Regions from separate parts of the Homo sapiens genome. Here region 1 is linked to region 2. A link is a contact called in ENCODE Hi-C or POLR2A ChIA-PET data. All regions are on one chromosome and are shown on one strand. The core of a region is the stretch at or near the end of the contact, and the rest is flanking DNA. Distances in the headings are between cores, read along the strand shown.

The links. A loop is a pair of places that touch in the nucleus more often than their neighbours do. ChIA-PET counts read pairs that join two places held with the same protein, here RNA polymerase II (POLR2A).
Region 1: a loop to region 2 is called in a map of mesothelial cell of epicardium, with 25 times the contacts of the local background. The contact joins the promoter of CORO1B here to the enhancer-like site in region 2. A Hi-C loop is called at or near these places in 1 of 168 maps with a recorded cell type or tissue (mesothelial cell of epicardium). POLR2A ChIA-PET finds 5 or more read pairs at or near these places in 1 of 52 experiments (PC-9).

The regions. Positions count from the first base shown.
Region 1 is chr11:67,439,951-67,445,848 of GRCh38, forward strand. It overlaps CORO1B (coronin 1B), which reads right to left and starts at 3,526. Exons shown (of 11, transcript NM_020441.3): 1 at 3,454-3,526; 2 at 2,478-2,680; 3 at 2,016-2,138; 4 at 1,783-1,912; 5 at 1,383-1,564; 6 at 1,175-1,294; 7 at 385-489; 8 at 168-313. The coding sequence starts at 2,678. RefSeq lists enhancers at 1,463-1,542, 1,742-2,581, 3,422-4,261, 3,922-4,021 and silencers at 3,442-3,491, 3,532-3,791.
Region 2 is chr11:67,058,931-67,064,068 of GRCh38, forward strand. All of the region lies in intron 1 of RHOD (ras homolog family member D), which reads left to right. Among named protein-coding and RNA genes, the nearest start is that of RHOD, 4.7 kb to the left of the region's middle. Within about 2 kb of position 3,726, at least 5 of the 41 ENCODE cell types and tissues checked have a DNase peak (open chromatin) inside an H3K27ac peak, as active enhancers do; they include PC-9, where a contact is called at or near this core.

The DNA of each region.
Region 1 (5,898 bases), core at 2,276-4,775, 380 kb after region 2:
GGCCGACCCCTAAGGTGGCTAGACCCCCACACGGGCTGCCTCGTGACAGTTCTCATGGCCCGCCGGGCCTCCCTGGCGCAAGGTTTCCTGCTCCCAAGCAGCCTCCAATGACCTGACCTCTCACCTTAGATGCCCCTATCCCCGAGTGGCCTCGGTAGCCCTCTTACCGGGCGATCTCGCACTTGCTGACCTCCAGGCCCCGCTTGGGCATGCTGCCCATACCCCGCTGCGGCTCCTTGCTGGTGAACGTGTTCAGGAAGTGGATGTAGGGAGGCTCCTCTGTGATCTCAAAGTACCGGATGCTGGAGTCACCCTGTGTGGGGAGGGGGCTCAGCACCTGGGCACGCCTCTTCCCTGCCCCTCGCCAGCCCTGCCCAGCCCCACCTTGCCGCAGACGTAGACCACACTGGTGTCGGGGTCGTAGAAGGGCAGCAGGGCCCCGTTGCTCGAGTCCAGTTCCTGCAGGGCCATGGGTTCCTCGAGGTTTTCCTGGCACATTGCAGGCAGTCAGGCCAAGCAGAACCTCCTCACCCCCTAATCCCAAACCAGGACGGGCCTTAGCTGGCCTCACTAAGGCCAGCCAGCACTGCCCCTAAATGCAGGTGGGCCCTCTGCCATCTCTATGCCTTTTCCCACATGACGACCCCCACCTGGCCCTCCTGGCTTCACTTTATTCCCAGGGTCCCTCTTTTCCAGCCTCCTCCAGGCCTTAAGACTATGCCCAGGCCACTAAGCAAGTGCTGAAACATACCTCACTGTGGGGAGCTGGGGTGCCAGCGGCACCAGCCCCTGCTCAAGGTGCCCTGGAGGTCACTATGCAGAAGCAGAGAGGGCTGGGGCCAGGAGGCTTGCTGGAGGAGGAGGCTTTCTGGAGGAGCGGGGAGCCCTGTGCAGGCAGTGGGTGGTACAGGCAAGCAAGGGAGAGAAGGGCCCTTCCGTTGGCATGAACAACATGGGCAAAGACACAGAGGCAGTGGGAGGCCATGGGGGAGTGGTGGGGCAGTCGGGCGAGCAGGGGGCAGGAGAGGAAAGTCTGACAGAGTCCTAGGCCCTGAGAGCCTCAAGTTCCAGGCAGAGAAGCTAGGAACCACAGGCCTCCCCAGGGTGAACCCTGCCTGCCTGGCCCAGGGTGGGGCCCAAGTCTCAAGTTTGCCCCCTCAGGCTGGCCACTCACTGGGTCCCAGAGCGCCAGCTGCCGCTCGCTCATTCGGCTGAAGCCTGTGGTGAACACCTTGCCATCTGCCAGGAAGATGGCCCGCATGGGCCGGGCCCCCTCATGAGCCTTCTCCCGCTCCTGTCGGGGGGACAGGCTGGTCAGTGCAGCGCCCTGCTCAAGGTCCTGGGCCTATCCACAGCCATCCTTGCCCTCCAGAGCCACGTACTGCCACCAGGGTGCCCCGACGGGGGTCGATGATGCGCACGCTCTTGTCCTTGCATGCTGAGCAAAACAGGCTGCCATTGTGGTTCCAGCTGACATTGTAGATGAGGTCAGGGTGCAGGCTGTCCAGGCGGTACAGCTCCTCCGCTGTGCCCACATTCCAGATGAGTACCACGTTGTCGCAGCCTGGCAGGTGAGGGTTGTCAGCTCGGGCCGGGTGGGTGGCAGGAGGCCATTAGCTCACCAGGCTGAGGCCCACTCTGCCCACCACCCTGGGACAGACGGGTCTCTCCAACTCTGAGGGCCTCAGCTTTCCCATTTGTCATGTGGGCCCTGGAGGGGCTGCTGGGATGTATGGAGGGGTCCGTGGGGGGGGGGAGCACAAAACGGGGGGCGGTGCAGACCTGCACTGAGCAGCACGTTTCGGGCCGTGGGGTGCCAGGCGATGATGCCCACTCGCTTGGTGTGCCCCTCCAGTACCACCACCGGCTCTGTCAGCGGGGAGGTCAGCCCGTTCTCTGGGATCTGCCACACCTGTGGTAGGGACAGGGCCACCGAGCTCAGTCCTCTGCTGGTCCTATTGCTGGCCCCCTTCGGCCACACCCACGACCCTGGCCCAGCCAGTCCTGTGCCTCACCATGACCGTGCAGTCCTCCGAGCCGCTGGCTATGACTTCGTCGTTGTGAGGACACCAGTCGATGTCCAGGACAGGTCCCGTGTGCCCACACACCGTCGGGTAGGCCTTGTCAATGCGGCCCGTCTGTGGGCACGAGGGGGCAGTCAGTGGGCTCCATCCCTCCCGAAGCCTTGGTCTTCCCCTCCATGGAGTGGGAATGACATGCACGTCCCGGCTCACAGGTGGCCCAGATGTGACTGTGCCCCACTTGCCAGGTGAGCAGGAAATGTTTGCTGCCTCTAACCCTGCCTCTATGGCAACAGGCTACTTTCCATCTGTGCTAACACTTGGGGCGATAAATCTGGGTTATAACACCTGCCCAGCAGTGTGAGAAACGGCAAGATGAGGGATTCAAGGTGTGCAGAAAGGCCCAGTAGGGGTGGCCGAGGTGCCTCCTCTTCCCCCAACCCTGACAGGACCCACCTTGCTTAGGGGGAGCACCAGAAAGGCACCCCCTCCACTGGCCTCCACAATCACCGCCAGGAACTTGGGGTTGACGGCGCAGAAGGTGCTGTCCCAGGTAACACGGGACACGCGAATGTCCTCATAGCACTGGTCGTTCTTGACCGGCTGCCCGAACACATGCCGGAATTTGCTCTGCCGGACCACTTTGCGGAAGGACATGTCTGCGGGACAGAGAGGCCTGGGTCAGTCCGGCCCATCCCAACAACTCCAGCCCTCCCCAGGCTGCTGAAGGTGAGCCGGGAGGATGCAACCGGGGGCCAGGCCACCGTAACCCTCCTGGGTCTCGGTTTACCCAGTTACAGAATGGGGTCACAGGTGCAGAGCCTGGCCGCCTGTCACCCCGCAGGCAGTGATCTGAGAGGTAAATGCTCCGGCCCTGACCACTGCTGAGTCCTGAGGGGCTTTGCAGGACGCAGGGCCCCTCCCTGGCTCTGGTGTGTGTCGGGGGCAGGAGGTGGGAGGTGCCGGGGTTGGAGAGCTCTCAGCTCTACTGTAGGTCCCAGCCAGTCGGGAGCAGCCTCCTTCCTGCTCCCAGAGATTTGGAGGCTAGGTAATGGGGAAGAAGGAGAGAGGAAGCAGGAAAAGTCTCTCTACTGTGGGGCCGAGTGAGTGCCCAGTTCTGAGTCCCAGGGAATGTCCAGGGAGCCCCGGCATGGCCCCCAGGAAGGGACGGGGTCGGGACGCAGCTGTGGGCCGCGAAGCAACCCAGAGCGGCCTCGAATCGGGGTCCAGGGTGAACCAGGAGCCCAACTTCCAGGGACCTCCGCCCAGGAGAGGAGAGGCTGGGCGGCCAAGGGGAGTGGGACTGAGTGGGGTAGAGGGGAGGCGAAAGGCTCCTGGGACCCGCGATCCCCCCTCAGCCCCCTCAGCCCGGCCCCTGCAGCCCCGCCCAGCCCCCAGCCCGCGCCCCTAGCCCCGGCCCTGCCGCGCTCACCGGGGGCACCGGGGGCGCAGGGGGCTGCGGCACCGGCTTCGGGCGGCTCCGGATCCCGGCCTCTGGGAAGCAGGAAGCAGGATTCAGGAAGTGACAGAGGGACCCGGAGCGGGGGCGGGGCAGGGGCTCGCGGGGGCGGGGCCGAGGTCACGCGCGGAGGGGCTGGGCGGGAGGCTGAGCGGCGCCGGGGGGCCGGGAGCGGGGCCGCCGGGGACGGGGCCAGAGAGAGCCCCTTTCCTAGGACCCGGTGGAGCGCCCCCACCGCAGCTCCTCCGGAAGAAGGGGGCGGGGCGGGGCAGGGCCGACGGCGGCCGCCGCAGAGGCGCCGCAGGTGCGGGTGCAGCCTTACAGCGGACCCGAGGCCCCTTCGCGTTCTTGCTCCTCATAATGGCATCCGCAGGAGTCTCCAGGATTGGGTGAGGCCCCGCCTTCCCGGCCCCCGACGGAACGCACACCTCCAAGGGGCCCCATTACCGCCCCCAACAAATAAATGTAGAATCTACACGGACAGTGGATATGTTCACGTGACTCTTTTTAAGTTATCAAAGTTAATGCTCTTTTTTTTTTTTTTTTTTTTTTTTTGAGACGGAGTTTTTGTCACCCAGGCTGGAGTGCAGTGGCGCGATCTCGGCCCACTGCAACCTCCGCCCTCCCAGGTTCAAGAAATTCACCCCAGTAGCTGGGACTACAGGCTTATACTACCACGCCCGGCTAATTTTTTGTATGTTTAGTAGAGACGGGGTTTCACCATGTTAGCCAGGATGGTCTCGATTTCCCGACCTCGTGATCCGCCCGCCTCGGCCTCCCAAAGTGCTGGGATTACAGGCGTGAGACACCATGCCCGGCCTAAATTTCATGCTCTTGGTTAACAATGTAAAGAAAACAACAGCAGGTGTTGGGGTGGTTTTTTTTTTTTTTTTTGAGGCAAGGTCTGTCACTACCGGGCTAGAATGTAGTGCCATGATCATGGCTCACTACAGGCTCGACCTCCTAGGCTCAAGGGATCCTCCTGCCTCAGCCTCCCAAGTAGCTGGGACTACAGACACACACCACCACGCCTGGCTAATTTTTCTTTTACTTTTTGTAGAGATGGGGTCTCTTGCTCTGTCGCCCAGGCTGGTGTGTTTTTTGTTTTGTTTTGAGATGGAGTCTCGCTCTGTCTCCCAGCCTATAGTGCAATGGCGCGATCTCGGCTCACTGCAACTTCTGCCTCCCGTGTTCAAGCAATTCTCCTGCCTCAGCCTCCCAATTCGCTGGGATTACAGGTGCCTGCTACCATACCCTGCTATTTTTTTTGTATTTTTAGTAGAGATAGGGTTTCACCATGTTGGCCAGGCTGCTCTTGAACTCCCGGGCTCAAGCAATCCTCCTGCCTTAGCCTCCCAGAGTGCTGGGATTACAGTTGTGAGCCACCGTGCCCATCCAGAAAATAGCAGTGTTTATGGAGCGAGTGGAAGACCCAGGAGTCCCATTTTTCAGGGTAAACACCTGTGCATTCTGCTGAGCTTTCTTATTACAATTTGAAAGGGGGCCATGGCCAGTGAGTCCCTTGCACCTTGCCTTCTTTTCTCCACCATCTCCCTCGAAGGCCTGGAGATCCATTCACAGGCCTCTCTCTTTCTCTAGCCAGCGCCTGTGACAAGGAGCCCAGACTGGCCTCTCCAGACCCACCCCATCCCGTTCCACAGGTGGAATGTACCCCCGTTCCCTTAGGCCAGCGGCTCTGGGGCACCGGCTACTTCCCTTATTCTTTCCTTGAGCATCCACTGCCCTGGCTGACCGATGGCACCCTCCCTTTCCCAGAAAGAGATGGATGGAGGACGAAGCGGGGGAAGAGCAGAGGTCACAGGAGCCTTGTCTCTGGCTAAAAGAGGCCCCCACTGTGTGTCTGAGGGTGACCTCGGGCTTGTCTCCCATCTCATTCCCATTGCCACACCCCATTGAGGAAACAGGCACAGAGAGGTGCGGTGCCTGCCTGAGGTCATCCAGCCGGATGCAATCCCCATCGGCTTGGGTCCAAAGCCCTTGCTTTTCCTAGTGCTCTATAAACCCTGGGGCTAGAAGGATCATCTAGATCCCACCCACCTTCCTTCCCACCCCGAGGCCTGGGCACATCCTGTTCTCTCCATCTGGAAGCTCTTTCCTCAGATCCCAAAAAGGCTCCTTTCCCCACTCGATTCAGGTCTCTGGTCAGACATCACCTCCTCCTAGGGCTCTCCTGGACCATTCCTCACCCAGCCACTCTTTGGTCTTACTTGTCCTGACTGCATTGTTCTTTTTTTGGGAGACAGGGTCTTGCTCAGTTGCCCAGGCTGGAGTGCAGTGGCACGGTCCTAGCTCACTACCGCCTCACACTCTGGGGCTCAGTCCTCCCGCCTCAGCCTCCCAAGTAGCTGGGACTACAGGCACGTACCACCATGCCTAGCTAATTTTTATTTTTGTAGA
Region 2 (5,138 bases), core at 2,476-4,975:
GAAGAGCACCACACAGGGACAGGTGGCCCAGGCCCAGGGGAAGGCACCTGATGGGCGGGGGCTGGAGGGCTGATGCCTCACCACCAGCTCTGAGATGTCCTTGATGGTGAGACCATCCCAACTTCAGAGGAGTTATGACGTGGAAATGGGCCTCTTCCAGTTGATAAGATGTGAATGCTTTGAGGGACATGCTGGGGCTGGCCAGAAATGGGGGGAGGGCATGCTTATCACCAGGAAAATGGGCTGGATTTGTCCAGGCTCCTCCCGTCTGGGGGCTCTGAGTTCCCTGGAGCAGGAGAGTCCTCTTCATTTAAAGAACCCACAATGGGCCGGGCGTAATGGCCCACACCTGTAATCCCAGCTCTCTGGGAGGCCAAGGTGGGTGGATCACCTGAGGTCAGGAATTCAAGACCAGCCTGGCCAACATGGTGAAACCCCATGTCTACCGAAAATACAAAAAAAATTACCCGGGCATAGTGGCAGGCGCCTGTAATCCCAGCTACTCGGGAAGCTGAGGCAGGAGAATCGCTTGAACTCAGGAGGTGGAGGTTGCAGTGAACCGAGATCGCGCCATTGCACTCCAGCTCGGGGACAACAGAGCGAGACTCCGTCTCAAAATATATATAAATATATATATATATATGTAATTAAATAAATTAATTAAAAGAACCCACAACGTGTAAGAGTTGGAAAGGCTTCATTTTGCAGATGGGAAAACTGAGTCCAGAACCCAGAGGCTTACCTGGGGGCACATGGCCCGGCAGTGGCAGCACTGATCTAGAGCCCAGGTCTTCCCCCTCCCGACCAGGGCCTTCTCCACAGCCCCCAGTGCTCTGCCTGCTGGACCCAGCCTCCTCCTGCCCCTGTCCCTAGCACCAGACTCTTCCTCTAGGCAGCCCTCGAAGCCCAAGGGGCCAGCAGCCAGGAGGCTGGAGTCCCATCTCCCAGACTTCCTGCACACAGCAAAGGGCTGAGAGCAGCCTGAGGATTTGGAGGGACCTCAGTGACCCTCATCTGGCTGTGACCCAACCCTGGATTCAGGGCAGCAGGGGAGGGCAAGGTGGAGAGAGCTCCTAGGACAGGGGGAAGCCCCAGGCTGGGGTGCCAGCCTCTGCCCAGTCCTGGCTGGCATTTGTGGCTGCAACCATTCCCACAGGTTCAAAGCCTAGCAGCCCCCACACCAGCATGGGGATAGGAGGTGGCAGGGAGCACCCGGCCCTGCTGGCTAGAGCCCCCTGGGTCCTTCCTGGTTCGCACTTGGACTCCCATGGGTGTCCTAACCAGGGATGCCCCGACACTCCCTCTTGAGCCAGGTCCCCCATCTTGGTAATGATTCATTTTCTGTCTGTGAGCCCCTGGAGGGCAGACCTGAGCCTGAGTCATCTCCGTCCTGGTCCAGCACAGGCCCAGTCCTTCTTTTCTGGCTGAGGACGGCTTAACAGATAAAATTAGGTGCCATTGATCCCATGGACAGAGGGTGACCCTGCCTGGGGGTCAAAGAACAACACAACAAAAGGTACAGACAGAGTCTCTAGGATGACGTCCCGAGTGGGGGAAAGGGCTGTGACAGTTACAAGCCAGAGGGGAAACCCAGCCCCTTTCTGTCTCCGGGAACTGGAGTTGGTAACCTCAGGAAAGGCAGGTGGCTGAGGACAAGGCCTGGTCTCTGCAGCCACAAAGACCTGGCTCTGTCACTAGCCAGCTGTTCAGTGTGTCACCTTGAACAAGTCATTTCCTCTCTCTGGGCATCATCAGAAAGTGAAGGTTGTACTGACGTTCCGAGCTTGCAAGGATCGGAGATGGTGCCAGTACACAGCCACACACAGAAGATCCTTAGAGAATGGTGGGTGGTGGTGTCATTACCATGGGCATTTGCAAAGCACTGAAACATGTCTCCCAAGAGATTTCCAGCAGGCTGCCTTGCAGCTCAGATCAAGAAGGTGACTGAGTGGGTGGTCAAGCTGGGAGCTCAGATGCAAGGGCACCAGTGCCCTTCACAATGACAGGCCCCTACTCTAGGACAAAGGTCAGAAGCTGCGGAGGGGCTGGGTGTATTAGTCCATTTTCACATTGCTATAAAGAACTACCCGAGACTGGGTAATTTATAAAGAAAAGAGGTTTAATTGACTCACAGTTCTGCATGGCTGGGGAGGCCTCAGGAAACTTACAATCATTGTGGAAGGTGAAGTGGAAGCAAGGCACTTCTTATGTGGCAGCAGGAGAGAGAGAGAAGGGGGAAGCACCACACTTTTAAACCATCAGATCTCGTAAGAACTTCCTCACTATTGGCCAGGCGTGGTGGCTCACACCTGTAATCCCTGCTCTTTGGGAGGCCAAGGTGTGCAGATCACTTGAGGTCAGGAGGAGTCCAGCCTGGCCAACACTGTAAAACCCCATCTCTATTAAAAGTACAAAAATTAGGCTGGGTACGGTGGCTCACACCTGTAATCCCAGCACTTCGGGAGGCCGAGGCGGGTGGATCACCTGAGGTCGGAAGTTCGAGACCAGCCTGACCAACATGGAGAAACCCCATCTCTACTAAAAATACAAAATTAGCCGGGCGTGGTGGCACATGCCTGTAATCCCAGTTACTCAGGAGGCTGAGGCAGGAGAATCGCTTGAACCTGGGAGGCAGATGTTGTGGGGAGCTGAGATCGTGCCATTGCACTCCAACCTGGGCAACAAGAGCGAAACTCTGTCTCAAAAAAAAAAAAAAAAAATCAAACCCGGGAGGCGGACCTTGCAGTGAGCCGAGATCAGGCCACTGCACTCCAGCCTGTCCAGGAGGCGACAGAGCGAGACCCTCTCTAAAAAAAAAAAAAAAAATATATATATATATATATATGTGTGTGTGTGTGTGTATATATATATATGTGTGTGTATATATATATGTGTGTGTGTGTGTGTGTGTGTGTATATATATATTAGCCAGGCGTGGTGACACACCTGTAATCCCAGCTACTCAGGAGGCTGAGGCAGGAGAATCACTTGAACCCAGGAGGCAGAGGCTGCAGTGAGCAAGATTGCACTACTGCGCTCCAGCCTGACTCCGTCGAAAAAAAAAAATCTCCCTCACTATCACAAGAACAGCATGGGGGAAACCGCCTTCATGATTCAATCACCTCCCACCAGGTCCTTCCCTCGACACGTGGGGATTACAATTCGAGATGAGATTTGCTTGGGGACACAGCCAATCCATATCACTGGCGAAGGTGTCACCACCTGGAAGGATGGACGGGGGCTCGTGTGGACACTGCCCCTGGCCACCAGCTTCCCTGGTGGTGAGCATTTATGCTGGGGCCTCACCTGCCAGTCCATCCTCCCTCCCACATCATGGCATGACACTCTCCCCCTTTAACCAGTGAGGAGACTGTCCTAAGGACACATAGCAGGTGAGTGCTGGAGCCCGGTCTTAAGCCAGGCATATCTAAACCTAAAGCTAGTGCTCCTAGCTACCAGGTCACACTGCCCTGGCAAAGGCAAAGGGCCTGAGGGAGGGCACCCTGAGCAGGCAAGGGGGGATGGAGAGGTAGGTGAGGCCCTTGTCTGTTCCTGTTGGTTCCTTTTGGTAGAGGGAGTGATAGCATGTCTAGAGTCTGGGGTGGGGCCAGCCCTTACCTCAAGGCTATCCAGACTTCTCCATCTTCCTCAGCTGCCCACTCTGGGACCTGCCTTTCTCCCCACCCCACTCCCTGCAGCTTCCCTGGAGGACGGTGCTGACCCACTGCTCAGGTGCTGCCCCTCCCAGCTGGCCAGGGCCTGACTCAGAGGGCCAGCGGGCAGGCAGGCGTGAAATTCTCCTGAGTCACGGGCAGGTGTGGGCCGCACCCGGCATGGGAAGGGAAGAGGATAGGGGCCCCCCAGACTGTGGCCCCATCAACCAGCCCTGAGCAGGCAGTCAAGGCTTAGGGACCCAAGAGCGGGCGGCCCAGCATCCCCTCAGAGCAGAGGGCACAGGTTGTGGCAGAGTTTTGCAAACCCATCTTACAAAAGCTCCCTCTTCATTCCTGCATTTTCATCTGTGTACAAAACCTGGCCTGCTGCCCGTTCATCTCACCTTCATGGAAAGGCAGCAGTGAGCTCAGGCTGGGCAGGGCTGGAGTAAGGGGCCTCTGTCCTGGGTGACCTCCTCCCAAGCCCAGGCAGGACAAAGAAGAAAGGCCCAAACATGGGGCACTGGGCTGGGCGTGGTGGCTCACCTGTAATCCCAGCACTTTGGGAGGCCAAGGCAGGTGGATCGTGTGAGTCCAGGAGTTCAAGACCAGCCTGGGCAACATAGCAAGACCCCATCTCTGCAAAAAATACAAAAAATTACTTTGGGAGGCCAAGGTGGGTGGATTGCTTGAGTTCAGGAGTTCGAGACCAGCCTGGGCAACATGGCAAAACCCTGTCTCTACGAAAAAAGAAGAAAAATTAGCCAGGCATGGTGGCCCACACCTGTAATCCCAGCTACTCAGGAGGCTGAGGTAGGAGAATCACCTGAGCCTGGGAGACAGAGGTTGCAGTGAGTCAAGATCGCACCACTGCACTCAGGCCTGGGTGACAGAGTGAGACCCTATCTTTTTTTTTTTTTTTTTTAAAAAAAGGCCAGGCGTGGTGGCTCATGCCTGTAATCCCAGCACTTTGGGAGGCCGAGGCAGGTGGATCACTTGAGGTCGGGAGTTCAAGACCAGCCTGGCTAATATGGTGAAACCCCATCTCTACTAAAAGTACAAAAAATTAGCCAGGTGTGCTGGCGTGTGCTTGTAATCCCAGCTACTCACAAGGCTGAGGCAGAAGAATCACTTGAACCCAGGAGGCAGAAGTTGCATTGACCCAAGAGATCACACCATTGCACTCCAGCCTGGGTGACAGAGCAGGACTCTCTCTCAAAAAAAAAAAAAAAAAAAAAAAAAGCCCGGGTACAGTGGCTCATGCCTGTAACCCCAGCACTTTGGGAGGCCAAGGTGGGCAGATCACGAGGTCAGGAGTTCGAGACCAGCCTGACCAACATGGTGAAACCCCGTCTCTACTAAAAATATAAAAATTAGCCGGGTATGGTGGCACATGTCTGTAATGCCAGCTACTCGGGAGGCTGAGGCAGGAGAATCCCTTGAACCCAGAAGGCAGAGGTTGCAGTGAGCCAAGATCACGCCACT